Linked DNA regions of Homo sapiens: regions 1 and 2 are each linked to region 3. The links are chromatin loops, found by intact Hi-C in ENCODE. Cell type or tissue: heart right ventricle. All regions are shown on one strand.

Region 1 (8,000 bases), 140 kb after region 3:
ATGAAGGTTGTGGTTTGCCAATATACAAAGTAAACTAATGCCACAAACTCAGGGACAGGCCCTCTTACTTTATTTGTCATGGGACCATCATTGAAGGAGAACGTACTCTGAACCTGGTATAGACTAATCCATCAGTCATTTGGTCATCTGCAACAGGGAAGACCAGTTTGGAGGGGAGGAAGTAAATAAGGTTGGATAGATGTGTAGCTGGAGTGATTATTAGTCATGTGGTCCATTGTGACCAATAAAGGGTAACTCCAAGAAATACTATGAAATGTTTAGATTTGATATTTAAAATAGTTGTGTGAAGTAGAAATTGAGTATCCAGATGGAAACAATCTGCAGAGTGAGATGTGTGGACCTAACTAAGGAGAACTTGGGAGAGGGTAGCTGGAAATGGCATTCATTCATTCGCAGACAATAATCACAGTTGACTGCGTAGCTCCTCAAGTTTAGCTTATTATCCTGCTGTAGTTCTGTCCTTTGCTGTGCTGAATTCTGCTGCCCAGGGACTTGAGCTTGGCTCAGTATTCAGTGAACATACTATCTTCTGGGCCAGTGCTTTAGCTGTGTTTTTTTTTTGTCCTGTGCTGTCATAAGCCTCATGTTTCTGTTGTGTTGGCTTGGGTTCTTGTCTTTGACTTTCTTCTCTCTGGGGGCCTCTGCACTCTCGCTTTGCTGTGCTGTAGAGTTATCCCAGATGCAGAACCAGCCCTCACTCTCACTCTTGTTCTGTTTTTTGGTGTAATGTCTAGCTTTATTTGCAGCTCCTTCAGCAGACTGCCTCCTCTGGGAACCTCAACACCCTGAGCAGCCTCCACCCAATGGGAGGTAAGTGTTTCACTGCTGCAGAGGAGCAGCAGCACCCAGGCCAGCAGACCCAGCTAACAACAGTCTTGGGAGTTTGGCATCGTTTCTGTGAAAACATTTTTTTGCTTATTATGTAAACCTGACCTAGGATAAACATCCCAGGACTCAATTTTCTTGTCTCTATACAGTGGCTCTATGGCTAGTTGATGCCACATTGCTCTGACGTTATCTGGTGCCTCCTAACCTTTTAGGTCACTGTTGAAGAAGAATATGGAAAAGGGCTGTTTAGCTCCTATAGACTGAGGCTGTTCTCTGATAAGGGGAAAAAATTGCAAGAACTCTTTATTTCCATTATAAAGTGACTTTTCCAGTGACTGCAGAAAAGCCAAAGATGGCTTCCATGCAAATGCCCTACCTTGAAGCTTCTAGAACCCAGGCATTTGGTTTACCTGTGTATCTTCTTGTTTCTTAGGTGAATTCCTATTTTGTTGTTGCTATTATCGTACACAGAAAACTTAAATGGAGTGCCACAACAAACCTGAGCTAGGGCCCATCAGGAGTCGGTTGGGGGTAGGGCATGGGACAGCTTCAAAGCTGCCTGTGCCTACACCCTCTGCATTGGATTTAGGCTAGGCCAAATGTGCATTTGAGAAAGGCATAGTTTTCAGTGAACTGCATTTTGCTCTTTGAAAATTTTTGATAGTCATTCACTTTGTCTCAGGAAATTATAGTTGGCTATATTTTTGGAAAGTTGCTAGATTGTAATCTGTATTGTATTTTAATTCTCGTTTACTCTTTCCACTCCCCCCACCCCTCACCCCATCCATCTTTCCATTGTCTAGTAAATGGTTTGCAGCAGCGACAGCACAGTTTAGATTCCTTCTTCCCCTTTCAACTGTGTTGTCTGGGCTCTACTTGGAAGTCTTTCACTCAGTGATTTTTCCTCTCTCCTCTTTCTGGTGATGAATCTGCTATTCAAGTGACAGTGTCTTTATTCTTTGTGTCATTGCTGCTCTGCTGTGTTCTCCCTTGTTTGCTCCTGGGCCTTCTGCATCTGCCATGTTTTCTGCGTGTTCCCCTCTATTACAGAGAGCGAATCCCCTGTAAAGTGTGAGTGAGGGGCCTGGATGCAGTCCCATTCTGTGCTGTAGGTTTTGGCATTGTTCTCCTGTGCTCCTGGCCCTATGGTAGGCAGTTTTTCTTGGTTTCCTAATTGCCCACACCTTTATTAATGTACACTTGGCATGGTATGCTATTGGATTAGCCATCTCTTCTCTGAGGAAATGATTTCAAGTTTCTTAATGAGTGATACATGAATCATTTTTGGAGCCCTGTAATGTTGTTTGTAAGGCTTATCTAGAACAGTTCCTCTTTGTCAGGGACCAGCCCTCTGCCAGTGTGTGCTTGTCATTGCTGGAATGGATATGAAGCACCCTTATCTGCTGGCTAATCTCTTGCTTTGGATGTTGTAGGGTTGAATGCAATGCAGTTACAGAATTTGGCTGCACTAGCTGCTGCAGCTAGTGCAGCTCAGAACACACCAAGTGGTACCAATGCTCTCACTACATCCAGCAGTCCCCTCAGCGTGCTCACTAGTTCAGGTAAGCATGAGGATGACCCAGTGTGCCATTATGTGCCTTGGACAGATGCTTTGTGTTTAAAGGCAGAGTCCAGAGAGGGAAAATAGTTAACACCTGTTTCCAGAGAGGTCAGATTATGAGCAACAAATTTTCAAATGTCATCTTTTGTACTTAAGAGAAATCTTCCTGATTTTCAATGTGCTGTGGCCATTATTTGTCTCTGTCCTGCAAGGACAGTTGTTAGAATTAGTAACTGAAAACCTCTTTACAAATAGCATACTTGGATAGTGACACTTTTTCTTGTATTTGGCGAGAATGCCAGTGATGGGTTGAATTTTAACTCCTTGCTTTCTAATAGCAGGGTCCTCACCTAGCTCTAGCAGCAGTAATTCTGTCAACCCCATAGCCTCACTTGGAGCCCTGCAGACATTAGCTGGAGCAACGGCTGGCCTCAATGTTGGCTCTTTGGCAGGTAAGGGGCAGCACCTGGCTGTCATCAGACTATTCTTTGTGCAGGTAGCACATCTTAACCCTGGTAGGGGCACCACTGGAATGATTGCAGTGGCCCAGTGAAGTTAAAAATAATCATGAGGGCCAGGTGTGGTGGCTCACACCTCTAATCCCAGCACTTTGGGAGGTCAAGGTGGGCGAATCACGAGGTCAGGAGATCGAGACCATTCTGGCTAACACGGTGAAACCCCGTCTCCCCTAAAAATACAAAAAAATTAGCTGGGCCTGGTGGCGGGCGCCTGTAGTCCTAGCTACTTGGGAGGCTGAGGCAGGAGAATGGCATGAACCGGGGAGGCAGAAGTTGCAGTGAGCCAAGATTGCGCCACTGCACTCCAGCCTGGGTGACAGAGCGAGAGTCCGTCTCAAAAAAGCATGGGATTTTTAAATCAGACCTGAGTTAAATCCCACCTGTGTCCGTTAGCTAGCTATAACTTCGGACCACCTTTCTAAGGACATTTTCTCATCTTTGAAGTGGGAATAATAGAATACTTTGAAGGATTGTTAAAAATTAAATGAGGCCAGGTACAGTGGCTCATACCTATAGTCCCAGCAGTTTGGGAGGCCAAAGCAGGGGATCACCCTAGGTCACAAGTTCCAGACCAGCCTGAGCAACATAGTGAGAACTCCATCTCTACAAAAATTATCTGGGTGTAGTGGTGCATGCCTGTAGTCCCAGCTACTTGGGAGGCTGAGGCCGGGAGGATTGCTTGAGCCTGGGAGCTTGAGGCTGCAGTGAGCTATGATTGTACCACTGAACTCCAACCTAGGTGACAGAGTGAGACTCTGTCTCCAAAAAAAAAAAAAAAAATTAGAACATAGGTAAAGTGCTGCTGAGCACATTGCATAGTACAGTAGATGACACATAGAATGTACTTAGTACCTGTTAGTTGCTGTTTTAATGGTAGGGTTCACCCACATCTTGTCAGAAATCACATGTACCCCTTTGAGTTTGCAGTCTTGGGCCTCTTCTTTTATGACATTCTAGCTCATTATGAGAAAGTGGCAGAATAGCCAGATAGAAAATGGAGGCTCTCATTCCACAGATTGGATGAAGGTAATGGGGAGCACAACACCCGCGTATGGCATTTCTTAATGTCCCCATTAGCAAGGCCTGGTGAATGTCCTGAAATCTAGCCAGTCAGATAGTTTCTTCTCAGGGAGAAACTAAGAGGGAGATAAAGGGGAGAACTTTGGAGTTTTCCCTCTTCTAGATGTCCCAAGTAGACTTGTCTTTGGCATCAGTTTAGTCTTTCTAGTATATTAATCCTTCTCTTCCTCCAACCAAGGAATGGCTGCTTTAAATGGTGGCCTGGGCAGCAGTGGCCTTTCCAATGGCACCGGGAGCACCATGGAGGCCCTCACTCAGGCCTACTCGGGTATCCAGCAATATGCTGCTGCTGCGCTCCCCACTCTGTACAACCAGAATCTTCTGACACAGCAGAGTATTGGTGCTGCTGGAAGCCAGAAGGAAGGTGAGTGCAAAGGGAGATCGGGGTCAGGTATGGGGGGCGGTTTTCCTCCTATACCAGAACGGAAAGGCAGAGCAAAGGCTGAGGGAACCAGTTAGGTCGTCAGACCATTGTTTTTCTTTGACAGTGTCAAGTGTAGACTGAGAAACCCTGTGAAGTGTGATCTGCTTTTTAAATGTTTTCTGGATGTGGCTCAAATCAGAACCTCTGTGTGCCCTCTTGGGATGGGGCTGCAGTTTTTAGATGAAGCAACAGACACTGACCTTATCGGGTCTGACACATTTGACAAGAATGTTTCTGTTAGGAGGTCTTCTCTACAGATTACAAATCTATCAGAGGATCTTCTGTCTGGATGTCTTCTGTTTCAGTGTCCCTTTTAGCTATATCATTTGGCATTTTCCTCACTTTCTGATTGATGTTTGTCCTGATTGAAGACAAACTGAGGGGTGATGGGACAGAGTTTGGCCCATGAGTTGATGGAGTGGGAAGTATGTCGTTTGACACAAATGGTATTCAATTTAGGAGAAAAATAGGAGAGACTCTTTAGCCAGAAAGAGGCCTGAAGGTGACTTACATGAATAGAAGGTCCTGCTGACACCTCTGTGCTCAGATTTGACTGGGTTTTTATAACCAGGAGCTGGTATAAGCACTAATGTAGGAAAAAGATGAGTGTCCTCTTGTCACAGCAGAAAGTCCTGGTTCATCTCTCCTCACCTGCTGTGAATCACTTATATCCCCTAGGGATGTGGTAGTAGGAGAATGTAGCGTGAACCAATATTTTAGTGGAGACTGTGGAGACAGACAATAAATAAATGAAAGCATGAGGTGTTTCAGATGATCCTCTGGAGAATGACAAGCCGGGAAGAGAGATAGGGAGTGTCAGAGGCACTGCATTTTATGCAGAATGCTCAGAGAATGTCTCTCTAGATTGACATTTAAGCAGAGAACTGAAGGAAGTAGGAAGCAAGTCATGCCTGAATCTAGAGAAAGAAGAGTAACAGGGGCATAGGAAAAGCAAGTACAGAGGCCCTGAGGCAGCAATGTTCCCTGATGTGTTTGAAAAAAACAGGGAGGCCAGGGTGGCTGGAGAATGGCTGGACTGCAATTGTAATAAAGCTTTTTGGTTAGAAAATCATTGAGTAGGCTGGGCGCAGTGGCTCGCGCCTGTAATCCCAGCACTTTGAGAGGCCAAGGCAGGCAGATCATGAGATCAGGAGTTCGAGACCAGCCTGACCAACATGGTGAAACCCCATCGCTACTAAAAATACGCCAGGCATGGTGGCGCCTGCCTGTAATCCCAGCTACTCGGGAGGCTGAGGCAGGAGAATTGCTTGAACCCGGGAGGCGGAGGTTGCAGTGACCTGAGTTCACGCCACTGCACTCCAACCTGGGCAACAGAGTGAGCCTCTATCTCAAAAAAAAAGAAAGAAAAAAAAAGAAAATCATTGAGTGTAAATAGTCAGATGAAGAATGTATATTCTGTTTTTAAGCTCAGTGTTAATCATGGGTGCATTTTTAAAACTAATTTCTTATTTTCCCATTTACATATGATGAAACTCACTGATTTTGGCATACAGCTATATGAGTATTGACAAACAGTCCTAGTCCTGCAACCATCACCACAGATTAGGAACATTTCCATCACCCCTAGAAATTCCCTCGTGCCCCTTTGTAGTCATTCCCTGCATCTGGCAACTACCAATCTGTTTGCTGTCCCTGTGGTTTCTAGGCATTATTTGGAAACCTGTTTTGTTTATAACCCCTTTTCACCTCCTCTTCTGTGTTCCTCTCTGAGCCTACAGTCTCTGTTTTCCTGCTCCACACACAAGTCGGCCTGCTTTATTATCCCAACACTCCTCCTCCTGCGGGTAGAATTTCTCACATCCTCAATGAGATGGAGCTTGGCTGAATGTGAGGGAAGGAATCTGTTTTAATGTTTGCCTTTGGTTCCTTGCTTTGTATTTAGAGAATCTGTTTAGTTCCCCAGATGAATCTCTGTTTTTAGGGATTGTGACAGTTTTAACATAGGTGGAAATGAAAGATCACTGGTGCAGGGCGACGAGCATGTTTGACACTGATACTTTTCCAATTCCTGGGTATTTTGAAGGTCCAGAGGGAGCCAACCTGTTCATCTACCACCTGCCCCAGGAGTTTGGTGATCAGGACCTGCTGCAGATGTTTATGCCCTTTGGGAATGTCGTGTCTGCCAAGGTTTTCATAGACAAGCAGACAAACCTGAGCAAGTGTTTTGGTATGTTGGCTTCTCTCTGGTGTCAGGATGGGATTAGTATTTTACCACTGAGAAAGAAGGAGCTCACTGCAGAAAGATCTGAATATGAGTTTGTGGTGTTGTTTTAACTTGGCCATGGGCAGGTCATTATGACCTCTTTTTGAGCCCCAGTTTCTCATTGCTGTAGTGGAGGTAAGGATTTCTACCCACACTGTTGCTCCAGAGAGAAAAATAATATATGGAAAATGGTTTGCAAAAAAACCTTTAAACAGTCCAGGTTTGTGCCTGTAAGTCCCAGTACTTGGGGAGGCCAAGGCAGGAGGATCGCTTGAGCCTAGGAGTTCGAGACCAGCCTGAGCAACAGAGTGAGACCTCATGGCTACAAAAAATTAGTCAGACGTGGTGGCGTGTACCTGTGTTCCCAGCTACTTGAGGCTGAGGTGAGAGGATCACCTGAGCCCAGGAGGCCAAGGTTGCAGTGAACCATGGTCACACCACTGTACTCCACCCTGGGTGACAGAGCAAGACCCTGTCTCAAGAAAAAGAAAAAAACCTTTAAATTACCATGTAGCTGTTAAGTGGTACTATTAAGAACCTAATTTATTTCGTATGACATAATGTCCAGATTTCTTGTCCCTGCTGAATAAAATTGGGATTTGAGATGAAGCACATAAGGTATCTTGCATAAGGAGGACTGAGAATCTCCTTGCCTCATTATGTCCCTCACCTAGGTTTCTGCTTGGACACACAGGTTTTGTAAGTTACGACAATCCTGTTTCGGCCCAAGCTGCCATCCAGTCCATGAACGGCTTTCAGATTGGCATGAAGCGGCTTAAAGTGCAGCTCAAACGTTCGAAGAATGACAGCAAGCCCTACTGAGCGTGCTCCCCTCTGAGACTGGAGTGAGAGGGTCTTCTGGTAAGTGGGGGAGGAGCACCCTTAATGATTCGAAGCCCTGAGGCTGTGTGTTGACAGCCCTGGACCCTGATCCCTGCCACTCTCGCAGGCACAGCTTGCCCTGAAGACTCGGCTACTGCCTTCTGTGGGAGTTTCGCTTCGTACAGAGGACAAGTTTGTGCTTTGGTTTCCAGTGTTTTACTTTGGAGTTTAGGTGCCATATCCTGAGGTTTTTTTTGTTTTTGTTTTTGTTTCTCCTTTATTTAAAGTTTGCTGTGTTTGTAACCAGTGTGTGTTGAGAAGGACCAACACCAAACCACCCTGGGGAAGGGGGACAGGGAAACATTTAACACAGACGATGATCAGGATTTGCCCCAAACCACCCCAAGAGAGAGGACTGAGTGGAACAAAAAAGTGACCCCCAGAACCTCTCTTAGTGTGAGGGTGGGTAGAATGAGAACTGACACCTGGGAGCTGTGGGGAGCAGAGCGGCTTTGGGGAAGA
Region 2 (8,000 bases), 120 kb after region 3:
TTTTTAAACTGTAGCATTGTCGCTTTGGGTTGGACATGCAATTTCAAATAATCTTTTGGGAAGGAAGTATTTTATTATTTTAAATTACTGGATTCTTAGTCTCCTATCACAGAGAAGACTGGTAGCTACAGTCAGTGTGTTTAGTATCATCTACAACATTCTGTATTAACATACAAAGTGCAATCCTGGACCTTGATTCCCCCCACCCCCGCCGAGTCTAATTGAAAATACAGCTCAGCACGTGATTTTAGGAACATCAAATTGTCCTTTACCCTCCAAAAAAAGCAAAACTGGATCAATCTTGATTGGCAATTTGCCCAAATAAATTGTGAGAGTGAGAAACCTTGTTAGCTTGCAGTACTGTCCAAGAACTGCTGTTGTACACAGCCAAAATGCTAACCTAACCCTGAGTTGTAGCTGCTAGGAACCTGAATTCTGGACTTTGTAGAGAAGGACACATTTCCAACCCCTGATTTCAGTCACTGTAACCAGGCTTCAGAGTATTTTGGAACCTCCAGCAAATGAGCTTTAGGTTATTCAAAGCCAAGAATATTAAATGGTAGAATATTCTCTAGATAACAAGTGTTAATGCAAGTCTTTGAGGTTAGGCCTCCATGTGCAAATCAGTCTACCCTGGGATTAGATGTAACAGGTGTGGATAATAGTAGATACCAAACAGTTCTTTGTGGAATAGTTGGGGGGCAGGGCTCAAAGTTAGCTCTTTCTCTCTCTGTTTTTGAAACAGGGTCTTGCTTTGTTGCCCAGGCTGGAGTGCAGTGGCACAGTCACAGTTCACTGTAGCCTCAACCTCCTGGGCTCAAGCAGTCCTCTCGCCTCCGCTTCCCAAGTAGCTGGGACCACAGGCATGCACCACCACCTGGCTAATTTTTAAACTTTTTGTAGATATGAGGTCTCCCTGTGTTGCCCAGGCTGGTCTTGAACTCCTGGGCTCAAGCTATCCTGCTGCCTCGGCACCTGGCCTGTCTTACTCTTTTGAAGTGGATCTTATGCCTCCTCTGTAGTCTCCAAAATTACGGTAATTTAAATGTCTTTTTATGAGAGTTCTTTACTACTAAAATTTTATTTTAGCTGTAACAGGTGAAATTAAAGTGAATATCATGATAAAGATTTAATACATAATAAGGATATTTCCATGTCCCAGGATTTATGATCCTTAGAAACAAGGCTGTTGCTCAAATTGTCTTTCATTGTAATACTTCCTGTGCTTTGCCACTGCCTGGTGTTCAACCCAACATTGACACAGCATTCTTCTCAGCCTGCTTTCTAATCTTTTAAGAGATTGGACCCATTCAATATCCCATTAAATCTGGACCATGGACCACTGCATGAAAGTCACCTGGAACTTAAAAATTCAGATGTTTTTATTCTAGAATAGGACCCCCAAGACTCTAGAAACAAGTGTCCAGCATGTTTTTTTGTGCACACTAAAGTTCGAGAGCTAGTGGACTTAACACAGGTCATTCTCAGAGTCAGTCGGGGAATGGATTGTCAACATTTTTTCCAAGTACGTTTGCATCTGTTTTAGTCACCCATCTTCACCAAAACTTTGCAAGGGTGCCTGGGCGTAGGCCATTGCCCCGATTTTAAACATGAGAAACCCAGTTGAGAGAGAGATTGAGGACAAATAGTAATCAGTGTTGGGCCTGAAGTACAAGTTTAAAGGTAAAGGTCTTTTTATTTTTGCCCACTAGACCAGGCTGCCTCTAGTGTCAGTGAACGGTTAGCCAATGTTCTTGATTCTTCATTGATCACTCTTAAGCTTCCACTGGTGCTACTTTGCCTGCATCCTAAGATATGGATATTTTCATGAGTTGTGTCCCAGACTTTTTTCTTTTCATTCTCCCATTGCTTAAGGGGACACTGATGTGCTTCTCTGCTTCTCAGATCTCTGTTCCCCCAAATGTCTTCTGAGGTCTAAGACTTTATTCTAAATACTGCTCATTGATTACTTTTCATCTAGAGACTTCCCCACAAAAAGTAATTCCCATATTGTCTTCACTAGAACCCAAGAGTTGTTAGTTTCTTTCTCTTCCTCTCCTCCTTGGAGTTCAAGTGAACTCCAGATCCTAGTGTATCCTGGCCCAAAATTCCTCAGTATTGGCTGAGACTGGGTGCTAATCTTAGGTACTAGTTTATGCAAGAGCCTTCTGATCTCCATGTTCCCTGCCTTATTTCATCCTCCAGATTATTTTTAGGTATCTTTTAAAAGGACAGATCTGATCATTCACTTAATCTAAAATCTTGGAATAAACTCCAAACCTGTCTATAACATGGAAAGCCCTTCACTGGGTCTCTCTGACCTACCTCTTTATTCTTAGTCAGCTTTCTAGTATGATCTCTTCTCTGTTTCTGTACTCTGCCCACAACTTTCTCAAGTCCTTTTTCTCCCTTCTGATGTTATCCCACTTTTCCCATCTCTCCTCAGTCCTTACCATTTCTTCATCACCCTTAGGCCTCTTTCCTCCATGCCACGTAGCACTTTTTCTAGTTGCCTACTCTATGCAGCTGAAATCTCTGCACACACACCTCCCCCTCCTCCAAATAAAGTAAAATCATATTAGCCACTTCTTTCATAGAACTTTTAAACATTCCTTTATAGGATTTGTAGAGGATTATAGTTGTGCCCTTCTACTTTTTCAGTGACATTGCCTCAAGGGCACATATTGCTCAGTCTTACAGAGCCCTATAGTGTGTAGTATCTGGCACCATAGCAAAAGCTTGGGAATTACAGTTGAATGAATGATATTAAAGATGATTGCAGAGATAAGATCTCCAGATCTTATCTCCATACCTCAGGGAAGAAGGCTGAAAACCTTTAAAAGCATATTGTTAGCTATTCTGTTGTTGGATGGTGACTTTAAATTATTATTGTCTTTATTGTCCTTAGAGATAGCTTTTTCTAGTACCTAACACCCCACATGATAGGAAGATTGACCTTTATCCAAATGAAAATTAACTTTCTCACAGCATAAATGTATTATTCTGTCTTGTTCTCACTAGGGAGCAGCTGGTAAGTAACTCAGGCCAGTGTTTCTGGGCCCTTTTTATTCTCACGCACTTCTGTTCCAGTTTTTCCACAGCACTGTATGTGAGCCAGAGGGACCTTGTATAAGGGTGGGTGGTAGCAGAAGTTTGGAATGCAACAAGTATTTTTGCCTGCTGGGGAGGTGGAGGGATTGGTAAGTATCTGAATTTTTTCTTTTTGTATAATTAAAGGGAAGTCAACAGGTAATGAGAAAGGGGGAGTGAAAAAATAATGAAAGGTTTCAGGAATTATTTTTAAACAGGTCCCGTTTGAAGGTCTTGTTTGGCTGCAAGGAACAGATGTCCACTCAAGCTAGCATATATGAAAGGGCTTTCTTATAAGGACACAGGTGGACTGAACTGTAATCTAATCAGGAGCTCTGCAGCTAGAAGACCTAGAAAGTGTATCTTTCTGACTCCAGGATATATAACTGCTCACTCTACATGTACCTCCTTTCTACTCTTAACTACCTTATAACTTTGGTTGCAACATGACTTTTCTTCGGATCCCTTCTCCCTCCCCTTCACATTGAGACATAATTCACATACTATAAAGTTTACCCTTTAAAGTGAGCAATTCAGTGATTTTTAGTATATTCCAGAGTTGTGTAACCATTTCCACTATTTAATTGCAGAACATTTCATCACCCTTAAAAGAAACCCTGTACCCATTAGCAACCATTCCCCTCTTCTTCTCCATGTCTCCCTTCCCCCATCCCCATTCCTAAGCAACCACCAACCTACTTTCTGTCTGTAGATTTGCCTGTTCTGGGCATTTCATATAAATGGTAACATATACTATGTGGCCTTTTGTGACTGGTTTCTTTTACTTAGCATAATGTTTTCAAGGTCTTTGTTGTAGCATGACCCATTGTCTTTTGACCACAGCACTTTGAGCTTCTCCATTTAACCCATGCTATCTCTAGTTGCAACTTTTCCACTTCTGACTTCACTACTAACTGCCTGTTTCTGTTAACCAGTTCCAGATTCTGTAAAGTAGTGCTGTCAAATAAAACATTCTGTGATGATGAAAATATTCTGTATCGCAGCTGGGGGCAGTGGCTCGTGCCTATAATCCCAGCATTTGGCAGGCTGAGATGGAAGGATCCCTTGAGGCCAGGAGTTCGAGACCAGCCTGGGTTTCACAGCAAGACCCCTGTCTTTACAAAAACAACAACAACTATAAAATGTTCTGTCTCTGTCTCATACAGTAGCCACTAGCCACATGTGGCAAGTGCAACTGAAGAACTTAGTTTTTTAAATTAAGTTTAAATAGCCACTTGTGGCTAGTGGCTATCATCGTATTGCTCAGTGCAGCTATAAAGGAGCTTGATTGGCCAGGCCCGTTTTTGTTTTAAGCATAGGTCAAGGGTCTTAAGTTTCTGGCCAGCCAATGGATCAGCTTGCCATTGGGTTAAGACCCACCACATGGTTTAGTCACTTGGGGCCAGAGGATGGGAAAAATTTGGAATAGAACATTTGTGCTGCCCCTGAGATAGGCCTGGGGTGGGGAAATTTTGAGAGGGGAAAAGAAAGGAGAAAGAGAAGAGAGTGTTCAAGAATTTTGAACAAATACATACTTTGAAAATAACAGCTCTTTTTTGTTCCCTCGTGTGTCTCTTCCCAATTGTATCCCTATTGTATTTTCTCATAGTATGTTTCAGCAGAAATCAAGGTAGACGAAGTAACCTCTTGTCCTGAATTTTCATAGTTGCTCATTCTTAATAATGGCAGCAGAAGCAACAATGAGAGTAACTACCTCCTCAGGTATTACTATTACTGCTTCTGCTGCCAGTAGTAGAAACATAAAAAGAGAGGGGGTAGGTTTCATCCCTTTCCCCTAAAACACTTGCCACTTTCTGATCTTCCTCCTCTTCACATTCTTGCAGGCCCTGATTTGCCTTTCTTCTATCCTGTTCCCAGGTCAGGGCTGGCAGTACTGCCCCAGGAAATAGGAATTTCCATAGACTTGCCTCTTAGGAATGACAGGGACACTATAGATACTTCTCCAGGGAACTGCTGAATTCACTGGTTCTTGAATGGAGATGATAAATATACATAACTCTCCATTGAATGGGGAAGTAAGGTACAAATTTGAGAATGTATTTAATGATACAAAGAGTAAATGGATGATGTGGTAGCTGATGTGTACCCAGATGGCTTTTTTAATACAATGGTTACTTTTAATCATAATGACAACATGCATATTGGAAGTATATGTGGAAGAGGGAGAGTGTTGTTTCTCTTCAGACACAATATCAGAGAAAGTTTGTGACTGCTTATTACATACACACGGGTATACATGCGGGTTGTTGCTATACCTTGGTAGTGCTTCTCAAGCTGTGTTAAGGGACCATATCTCTCCCCACCCCCACTCCCTTGTAAAATGCAATGAGAATGATGTAGGGGAAAAAATAAGGTATGAGCTTGTATTTTACATTTATTATTACTAGACTGAACAAATACAAAATTGCTCAGTCTAATTTCTGTAAAAATTTCCAAAGAGTTAAGTTTGAAGATTGCCCCTGGTCCTTAGGCCACACCTTGTGTGTGTGCACGCCCTTTTTTTTTTTTTTTTTTTTTTCTTTTTGAGATGGAGTCTTGCTCTGTCGCCCAGGCTGGAGTACAATGGCACGATCTCGGCTCACTGTAGTCTCCGCCTCCCGGGTTCAAGTGATTCTCCTGCTTCAGCCTCCTGAGTAGCTGGGACTACAGGTGTGTGCCACTACACCCAGCTAATTTTTTTTTTTTTTTTTTTAAGTAGGGACGGGGTTTCACCGTGTTGTTCAGGCTGGTCTCAAACTCCTGACCTCAGGTGAGTCACTGTCCCCAGCCTCTTGGGCCACAGTTTGAACAGTGCTACTCTATGGGAGTCTTCTGGCTATTGAATTGGTATATAAACAGGGAAGGGGAGGTTCATGGTGTAGGTAGACCTGGAAAAATAGAGAAGGATTTGGAGAGCTAAAGAAGAGCAAAGGATGACATTTCTCTAGAATCTTGAGTCCCTGCTAAACTTTTGGGTAAACTGTAATCTACATATATTGACTTGTGTTTATGCTTTAGCACTAAACAGGATGCAAAAGTTCAGAATTGGCACACAAACAACAGAGGGAAGGGGCAATCTGGGAGCAGTTGCCTCCGTAATACAGATTGATAAAACTGCTTTTCAGAAATAGCTGTCAGCTTCCTTATCAAAATGTATTCTGGGCACCATTGGGGTTCTTTGTTAACCCACTCTAGAATAGAAATAGAATGAAAGATTAGCAACATTCTAGTAAAATGCTATTACAACTGGTAATTAAAGTTGTCGGGACAGGTTGTAGGGAGCCAGTGTTTCACTAGTGATAGGGCTGCCTTTTTTTTCTGGAGACAAGATCTCACTCTGCCACCCAGGCTGGAGTGCAGTGGCCCCGTCTCAGCTCACTGCAACCTCCACCTCCCAGGTTCAAGCGATTCTTGTGCCTTAGCCTCCCGAGTAGCTGGGATTACAGGTGCACGCCACCACACCCAGCTAATTGCTTTGTATTTTTTGGTAGAGACGGAGTTTACCATGTTGGCCAGGGTGGTCTCGAACTCCTGACCTCAAGTGATCTGCCTGCCTCGGCCTCCCACAGTTGCTAGGATTACAGGCATGAGCCACCATGCCTGGCCATAGGGCTTTTTTTCATCATGGTAGCTGATTTCTGTTGGAACATTAGGATTAAGCATTTAAAAGCAGTCACATTATGTTTTTGCCATGACCTGCCACACATTTTAAATTAACAGATTACAGGAAAACCAGTAAAATGATGCCATCTGAAACACTCAAAAGAAAATAGGCCAGGCGCAGTAGTTCCATGCCTATAATCCCAGCACTTTGGGAGGCTGAGGTGGGAGAATCGTTTGAGCCCAGGAGTTTCAGACCAGCCCTTGCAACATAGTGAGACCCTCTCTCTACAAAAAAATGTTAAAAACTAGCCAGATGTGGTGGCGCACACCCGTAGTTCCATCTACTGGGATTGCTGAGGTAGGAGAATCGCTTGAGCCTGGGAGGTCGAGGCTGCAGTTAGCTGTGGTCATGCCACTGCACTCCAGCCTGGGCAACAGAGCGAGACCATGTCTTTAAAAGAAAAAGGCGTATTAATCCTGTGGCAATTAAATAATCATAGGAGATAATAGCTGCTCTTAAATTTGGGTGCTGTTTTTGTGCATAGCACTCATTTTATCAGAGCTAATTGGTTAAATGGGGACTGTTGAAACTTAAGGAATTTCTCCTTTCACACATTTGAGTGCTTACTTTGAACCGGATACTATACCCAGTGTGTTTACAAGAATGAACAGGAAATAAAATGGTTTCTGCCTGCAAGGAGCTGTCAGTTTAATTGGGAAGAGGTGGATACAGCCCGATTATGTTCAAAGGTGTTAAGCATAATTTTAATGCTAAAATTTCCACAACGAAGGTGGAAATTTAGTACTGTTGGAGTCCTAGGATTGTAGCTGATTAGTTAACCTGGAAGAATATGGGGAGCCTTCACAGATATAGGGTTAGGAATTGGTCTATATTCCATTTGTCTTACAGCTTTTGAATTTAGATAGTGCTAGAGTCATCAAAGGTGATGTGAGAATAACCCCTGTAAGTGTTGAATTATAAAAGATTCAAGGCTGGGTGCGGTGGCTCAGGCCTGTAATCCCAGCACTTGGGAGGCCAAGGCAGGTGGATCACTTGAGCTCAGTTCAAGACCAGCCTGGCCAACATGGCTAAACCCCAGCTCTACTAAAAATACAAAAATTAGCCAGGCATGGTGGCGCATACCTGTAATCCCAGCTACTCAGGAGGCTGAGGCATGAGAATCACTTGAACCTGGGAGGTGGAGGTTGCAGTGAGCTGAGATTACGCCACTGCACTCCAGCCTGGGCAACAGAGAGAATCTGTCTCAAATAAAAAATAAAGAAATAGGCTGGGCACGGTGGCTCAT
Region 3 (8,000 bases):
TGGTCCCTGTTTAAATGGAAAAAATGGCCTTTCCTTCCTTCCTTTTCTGACTAACACTCTGTTATAGGAAGAAAGCAGACAGAGAATGGATTACGGTGTCAAACACACTTAAAGTAGGAACAGTTGTTCCTGTAGGTGCTTACAACAACAGCAAATCTTGATTGGGCATTTACTGTATACCAGATATCATGCTAAGAGCTTTTCTTACATCAGCTCATGTAATCCTCAAAACAGCTGTGTGAGAATAGGTGTCATTCTTAATCACCCATTTCACATATGAAGAAACTGGGGCTTAGAGCAGTTTAGTGCCAATTACATAATGCAAGGTCACATGGCCTATATTTGGGAAGGCTCAGATTTATACTCCAGAGTGTACTCAGTTGCACTCAGAACATTATTACTTTATTTTTATTTACTTATTTGGTTCTTTATTTTTTAGAGACAAGCTCTGTCGCCCAGGCTGGTGTGCAGTGGTGGCATCACAACTCACTGTAGCCTCAAACTCCTGGGGTAAAGCAATCCTCCTACCTCAGCCTCCCAAGTAGCTAGGACTACAGGCATGCTTCCACCATGTCCTGTTAATTTTTTTGTTTTGTTTTGTTTTTGAGACAGGGTCTCACTCTGTCACCCAGGCTGGAGTGCAGTGGCATGGTATTGGCTCACTGCAACCTCTGCCTCCTGGCTGAGGTCTCTGGCTCAAGTGATCGTCCCACCTCAGCATCCCAGGTAGCTTGGACTACAGGCACATACCGCTAAGCCCAGCTCATTTTTTTGTTTTTTGTTTTTTGTTTTTTTTAATTTTATTATTATTATACTTTTAAGTTTTAGGGTACATGTGCACAACGTGCAGGTTTGTTACATATGTATACATGTGCCGTGTTGGTGTGCTGCACCCATTAACTCATCATTTAGCATTAGGTATATCTCCTAATGCTATCCCTCCCCCCTCACCCCTGTTTTTTGTTTTTTGTTTGTTTGTTTTTTTGTTTTGTTTTGTTTTGTTTTGTTTGAGACGGAGGCTTGCTCTGTCATCCAGGCTAGAGTGCAATAGCACGATCTTGGCTCACTGCAACCTTCACCTCCCAGGTTCAAGCAATTCCCCTGCCTCAGCCTCCTGAGTAGCTGGGATTACAGGTGTCCGCCACTACGCCCGGCTAATTTTTGTATTTTTAGTAGAGATGGGGTTTCACTATGTTAGTCAGGCTGGTCTCGAACTCCTGACCTCAGGTGATCTGCCTGCCTCAGCCTCCCAAAGTGCTGAGATTACAGGCGTGAGCCACCATGTCTGCCCAATTTTTTGTATTTTTTGTAGCAACGGGGTTTTGCCATGTTGTGCAGGCTGGTCTCAAATTCCTGAGCTCAAGTGATCCTCCTGCCTTGGTCTCTCAAAGTGCTAGGATTACCGGTGTGAACCATCACACCCGGCCTTTAATTTTTTAATTTCTTGTAGAGATGGGGTCTTACTATGTTGTCCAGGTTGTTATTACTTTGATTATAAGATTTTATAAGTAGTCCTTAGAAACATGATTTCATTTCATTAAGAAATAAATAGGCCGGGTATGGTGGATCACACCCGTAATCCCTGCACTTTTGGGAGGCCAAGATAGGCGGATCACTTGAGGTCAGGAGTTTGAGACCAGCCTGGCCAATATGGTGAAACCCCACCTCCACTAAAAGTACAAAAATTAGCCAGGCACGGTGGCGCGTTCCTTTCCCAGCTACTTAGGAGGCTGAGGCAGGAGAATCGCTTGAACCTGGGAGGCAGAGGTTGCAGTGAGCCGAGATTGCACCACTGCACTACAGCCTGGGCAACAGAGCGAGACTCCATCTCAAAAAAGAAAAACAAAGAAATAAATGAAAGCTAGCACTTACTGAATGTTAGGCACTGTTCTACATGACTCATTTGCTAAGCCAGCTGGAAAGTGGCAAAGCCAGAATCCAACCTGGGCGTTCTGTCTGCCCAGAGTAAGAACTTAATAAGGAGAAATTGTAGTTAGTTCATAGTAGCTCAGCCTTTCAGAGAATACTAATCCTTGTTCTGTAGTGATAGTCCCAGTTTTGTCCTAGATTTAGTCACGTCTCCCAATTGGACCTCTCTGCTGATTTGGATTGGCTGATCTCATCTCGCTAGATATTATTTGTGTTTTGTTTTGTTTTGTTTTCCAGGGGAATATGAGCCGAGGAAATAGCTTATTTTTCCGGAAGGTCCCCTTTGGGAAGACTTATTGTTGTGACCTGAAAATGTTAATTTGAAGATGTGGGGCAGGGACAGTGACATTTCTGTAGTCCCAGATGCACAGAATTATGGGAGAGAATGTTGATTTCTATACAGTGTGGCGCGCTTTTTTAATAATCATTTAATCTTGGGAAAATTCAGGTGTTTGGTGTCTGCCTTTTTTGTTCTTTTTTCCAGCACAACATAACTTACCACTGATACTCCCCCTTTAGTTATTCTGAATTAGGATATTTTTGCTCCAAATTCTTATTTTACTTAACCAGAAGGGAAAAAAAGTTGTATTTTCCTGAAGCTACAGGCACTTTGTCATGTGATTTTTGAGTCTCAATTTAAGGCTTTGTAAAATGAAGAGTAGAATTCCAAGAAAAATGAGAAATAATTTTGTAAAACTTAACAAAATCACTAAATTAAACTATATGGGAGGTTATGAATTACTTTTTCTTGGGTAGACCCTAAAATGTCAGTAGCATGCACCAGAATCTGACTCCCATTATGCTTCTAAGCACATTTCATTGACCTTGTCTCTCATACTTCAAGAAAAGGACAGTACATTGCTACATTACCCTAGAAAGTCTGTGTGAGGATCTGCCCCTTCAGTCTGTTATTGCAAAGTAATAAAATGTCACCTACAGGGAGCCTCTGAGCCTACTCTAGTTCAAGAGGCTACCTGAAAAAAAATAAATAAGATAAAGGGTCAGCAACAACAAAGAAAAAGACAATTACAGAAAATAAGCAAGATTTGGAAAGGAAGTATAATGGCACTTTTTTCCTCAAAGGAAGTTCTTGTTTTCACATAAAATATGAAAAGCAGATCCTGCAGGAGTAACCCCCTTCTTTAAGAGCCAAGTATTTGCCAGTGCTTAAATTACACCATACAGTTCTAATTATATATAATCTTTTGTTCTTCAGTTTTTTGTTTTGTTTCCTTTTTGTTATTGTTGCCGAAGGTGAGTAGTTTTGCATTTCTGATGACAGCCTTGGAAAGTATATTTGTAACTCCATGTCTGGTAATGCCAACCCAAGTCGACATGGGTCTTAGGACACTGACCACCTCACATGCCATACCCTCAGTTAAGCATGTTAACATTTATAGGAGGAAAAAAATCACTTTGGGAGAAAATAAAATTCAACTCAAGCATAAAGCTTCTGTTTACTCAGGCCTTCTAAAAAGCAGGTTAAAATGCTCTAAAATGAGAAAGCCTGTGGTTTCACTTATTTATATAACTCACTGGGACATTGCCAAATGAGTAAGCACTTAATTCGCTGCTTCTGAGACTTCTCTGTCAAAACAGCCCCACTGATAATATTAGACAGAACGAGAATGCAGGGGTCTCTTCCCTCCCCTGGGGTTTAGGAAGCTCATGAGGAGCTCGGCTTAAAATGTCTTTGATGTCTCTTCCTTTGTCTCAAAAAGTAATGTCAATTTTATATACTATTTCAATATTACTATCTGCATTTGTTTTAATATAAAAATGTTTGCTGCCTACCTTTTTCTCCCAAAAAATCTTTAAGTAAAGATGATCTGGGAAAATGTGCCATGTTTATCCTGTGGCTTCTGTGAACTTTCATGCTTGCCTATTCCTAGTTGAGAAGCATGTCTGACTCTGATAACCAGTCTACCACCAGAGGACGCCAAGGCTTCAGTTTTTCCTGTGCAAGTTGGGTGGCTGAGAAATTTCTCCAAGGCCTAGGATTGCTCAAAATACTAGTCCAGCTGTTTCAGTCTTGCTGCATCCAAGCTAGAGGTCTAGTCAGAGTCCTATACCTATGATCCTCCATAATATCTTACTATAAGCTACTAACATAAAAGTCTAAAGATATTCAGGGGCTAGGAAATGCAGGTAGGTGCCATTAAGAAACACATGCGACCGGGCGCAATGGCTCATGCCTGCAATCACAGCACTTTGGGAGGCCGAGGCAGGTGGTTCACCTGAGGTCGAGAATTCGAGACCATCCTGACCAACATGAAGAAACCCTGTCTCTACTAAAAATAACAAAATTAGCCGGGCATGGTGGCACATGCCTGTAATCCCAGCTATGCGGGAGGCTGAGGCAGGAGAATCTCTTGAAACCCAGGAGGTGGAGGTTGCAATGAACTGAGATCACGCCATTGCACTCCAGCCTGGGCAACAAGAGTGAAACTCCCATCTCTTAAAAAAAAAAAAAAGAAAAAAAAAGAAACACATGCAAGAAATAATGAACTCAGTAAGTAATATGAACTTAGGCTGGTTGTGGTGGCCCATACCTGTAATCCTAACACTTTGGGAGGCTGAGGCAGGTGGATCACTTGAGGCCAAGAGTTGGAGACCAGCCTGGCCAATATATCTACTAAAAATACAAAAAAATTAGTCGGGCATGGTGGCACGCACCTGTAGTTCAGGAGGCTGAGGCAGGAGAATCGCTTGAACCTGGGAGCTGGAGGTTGCAGTGACCCAAGATTGTGCCACTGGGTGACAGAGTGAGACTCTGTCTCTTAAAAAAAAGAAAAAGAAAAGTAGGGGTTCTCTAGTAAGCCACTTGTGAAACTGGTTTTCCTTTGTGGTACCAAGCTAAGTTGCCACAAACTGTTCCTCTAGAGTATGTGGTGACCATTGAAACCTTGACTTAAGAAGAGTGTGGGGTGGGCTGGGGGCAGTGGATCACTTGAGTCCAGGAGCTCAAGACCAGCCCGGGCAACATGGTAAAACCCTGTCTCTATTTTTTAAAGAAATAAAGGGAGGAAAATTAGCTGGGCGTGGTGGCACATGCCTGTAATCCCAGCTACTTGGGAGGCTGAGGCATGAGAATCGCTTGAACCCAGGAAGCGGAGGTTGCGGTAAGCTGAGATCGTGCCATTGCACTCCAGCCTAGGCAACAAGAGTGAAACTGCATCTTAAAAATAAAGAAGGTATGGGTTTCCTGGAACTTTGGGGGATCATTATAAAAATACTAGGGTAAAAAAGCAACCTTAGTAATCCCAGCAATTTGGGAGGCCGAGGCGGGTGGATCATGAGGTCAGGAATTTGAGACCAGCCTGACCAACATGGTGAAACCCTGTCTCTACTAATACAAAAATTAGGCGTGGTGGCGGGCACCTGTAATCCCAGCTACTCAGGAGGCTGAGGCAGGAGAATCGCTTGAAATCGGAAGGTGGAGGTTGCAGTGAGCTGAGATTGCCCCACTGCACTCCCGCCTGGTCAACAAGAGTGAAACTCTGTCTCAAAAAAAAAAAAAAGCAACCTTAGGATGAAAGAAACATTCAACATAAGCCCTATATTCCATCATCTCTGTTACCTCAGCATACCTTGACTTAACTATAATTTCCTATTCTAGAAATGTCCTCCCCCTCTTGCCAGTGACATGTTTCTGTACTGTCAGATTCAGTTCTAGTGCCATCTCTTTGTGAAGTCACTGAGAGTCCCAACTGGGTGAGAGGGCTGTGCCTTCAAACTCTCCCTCCTTCAGAGCATGTAATGATAGTACAAACTAACTGACAAAAACTACATCCAACACCAAGTTCATGTTTTATACAGCAGGAGCATTACTTCTCTCTGATTTGAAAATCTGTGGGGGAAAAATATATATTTAGTCCTTTAAAACAGGCCAACTAAAACAGCCTGCTTGGATAATATAGTGAGACCTTTTCTCAACACAAAAATTTAAAAATTAGCCAGGCTTGGTGGTGTGCACCTGTAGTGCCAGCTACACAGGAGGCTGAAGTGGGACGACTGGTTGAGTCCTGGGAGGTTGAGGCTGTACTGACCTATGGTCGCACCACTGCACTCCAGCCTAGGTGTCAACTGAGAGCCAAAAAAAAAAAAAAAAAAAAAAAAAAAAAAGCCTCACTGGGCTTTATAGAAAAGCTAGTGGGGTCGTGGCTGGTCTAAGTGCAGCAGTATTGCAACTAGTTGATCACAACCAGTTAACAGATTTTTTTTTCCTTCTCCCTTTCCACTGCTTCACTTAGCCTTTAAAATGTATATTAAAATAAAAGACTGGGTGCGGTGGCTCACGCCTGTAATCCCAGAACTTTGGGAGGCCGAGGTGGGCAGATCACTTGAGGCCAGGAGTTCGAGACCAGCCTGGCTAACATGGTGAAACCCCATCTCTACTAAAATTACAAAAATTAGGTATGGAGGCGCATGCCTATAATTCCAGCTACTTAGGAGACTGAAGCAGGAGAATCGCTGAAACCCAGGAGGTGGAGGTTGCAGTGAGCCAAGGTTGCGCCAACGTACTCCGGCCTGGGCAACAGAGCAAGACTGTCTCAAAGAAAAAAAAGAGGCTGAGGCAGGAGAATTGCCTCAACGTGGGAGGCGGAGGTTGCAGTGGGCAAAAATGGTGCCATTGCACTCCAGCCTGGGCAACAAGCAAAACTCCGTCTCAAAAAAAAAGAAAAAAGAAAAACTAGCTGGTCAAGTGGTAGTAATTGTAGGTGGTCATTTTAAGGTACTGTGGCAGATAAGGGAGCAAGACAGGAGAACAGATTGGTTAGTAGTGACTGCCAAGCCTGTTGTAGAAGTTCTAATTGTCATGATTTTTTGGTAGGATAGGCATCCTCGTTTTATGTGAGACTCTAATTAAGCAACTCACTCGAAATCATAGTCAGGAATTTTCAGGGCTGAATTCAAACCAGGGTCTATCAAATTCCAAGGTTTTTTTTTTTCCTTAATAATTCTTCCAGGACATGAAGCCAGTCGAGGCATTTTTATTCTTTCGTGGAGGCTATAAAATGCTAAAATTGTAGCCAGTAAACCACATTGTGTTTTTGTGTTTGTTTGTTTGTTTGTTTGTTTTTGAGACAAGGTCTCTCTCTGTCTTGCAGTGGCTGATCTCGGCTCACTGCAACCTCCACCTCCTGGGTTCAAGCAATTCTCGTTTCTCACTCTCCCAAGTAGCTGGGATTACAGGTGCATGTCACCACCCGCGGCTCATTTTTTTGTATTTTTAGTAGAGACGGGCTTTCACCATGTTGGCTAGGCTGGTCTTGAACTCCTGACCTCAAATGATCTGCCTGGGCCTCCCAAAGTGCTGTGATTACAGGCATGAGCCACTGTGCCCAGCCAAACCAAATGTTATGTAAGCCATCCATCTGAGGAAAGTGGGCCTGCATTTGTAGTCAAAGCAGTGAACAAGCTCCCAACAGAGTAGAATGGTCTTAAATAAGGAAAGACAGATCTTGCCTCTGCAGAATTATAAATAGCGGAAACAACTGAAAATAGAAATGATCACCATTACTTTTCTAGACTATTATGATGGTTTATATAGATGAAAAGCTAAGTTACTGTATGGCAAGGATTTCTTCCTAGAGAAGAAATCTTCCTAGAGGTACCATTAGTTCAGTGTAGTAGAACTCCTAAGACATTTGGCTGGTAACATTTCTTGAAACTGATCTATGTGTCAGCACCTCTACTGGGTGCTTCTAAAACATCCTTGCAGAATGGATGGGTTCATTCAGGCTGCCTCCCAAGGTGGCATGGTAGTTTCTATTTTGGCATTTTTGTTTTTGTTTTTTTAAATACAAAGATATTTGTCTTACCTCCTTTTCAGAGCTCTGTTTAGGCTTTCCTAAAGAAGTCACAAGTGCTGGGTGCAGTAGCTTATGCCTGTAATCCCAGCATTTTGTGTTTTTTTGTTTTGTTTTGTTTTGTTTGTTTTTGAGACAGTCTCAAAAACACTGTGCCCAGCCAATCCCAGCACTTTGGGAGGCTAAGGTGGGAGGATCACTTGAGTTCTGGAGTTTGAGACCAGCCTAGACAACATAGTGAGATCCTGTCTCTACTAA

The links. Hi-C counts contacts between places; a loop is a spot of excess contacts. Peaks named below come from ENCODE experiments on the same cell type or tissue, not always from the same donor. Only the 100,000 strongest peaks of a DNase experiment are listed, where the experiment ranks them.
Region 1: a loop joins it to region 3, with 2.7 times the contacts of the local background. A loop is called at or near these places in 11 of 110 quality-filtered maps.
Region 2: it touches region 3 in a loop (2.5-fold over the local background); 8 of 110 quality-filtered maps call a loop at or near these places.

Annotation. Positions count from the first base shown.
Region 1 is chr11:47,471,708-47,479,707 of GRCh38, reverse strand. CELF1 (CUGBP Elav-like family member 1) reads left to right here. Exons shown (of 15, transcript NM_001376376.1): 10 at 756-831; 11 at 2,283-2,411; 12 at 2,749-2,862; 13 at 4,187-4,372; 14 at 6,477-6,620; 15 at 7,351-8,000. The coding sequence ends at 7,478. Among named protein-coding and RNA genes, the nearest start is that of RAPSN, 27 kb to the right of the region's middle. In heart right ventricle, no CTCF peak of the experiment used is centred here; no DNase peak of the experiment used is centred here; H3K27ac peaks cover 738 bases.
Region 2 is chr11:47,491,143-47,499,142 of GRCh38, reverse strand. The region is part of intron 3 of CELF1 (CUGBP Elav-like family member 1); the gene reads left to right. Among named protein-coding and RNA genes, the nearest start is that of RAPSN, 46 kb to the right of the region's middle. In heart right ventricle, no CTCF peak of the experiment used is centred here; no DNase peak of the experiment used is centred here; H3K27ac peaks cover 1,064 bases.
Region 3 is chr11:47,613,086-47,621,085 of GRCh38, reverse strand. It overlaps MTCH2 (mitochondrial carrier 2), which reads left to right. Exons shown (of 13, transcript NM_014342.4): 13 at 2,167-3,769. The coding sequence ends at 2,253. Among named protein-coding and RNA genes, the nearest start is that of C1QTNF4, 23 kb to the right of the region's middle. RefSeq lists a silencer at 3,474-3,533. In heart right ventricle, a CTCF peak has its summit at 3,854 (motif pointing right); a DNase peak (open chromatin) is centred at 3,865; H3K27ac peaks cover 1,074 bases.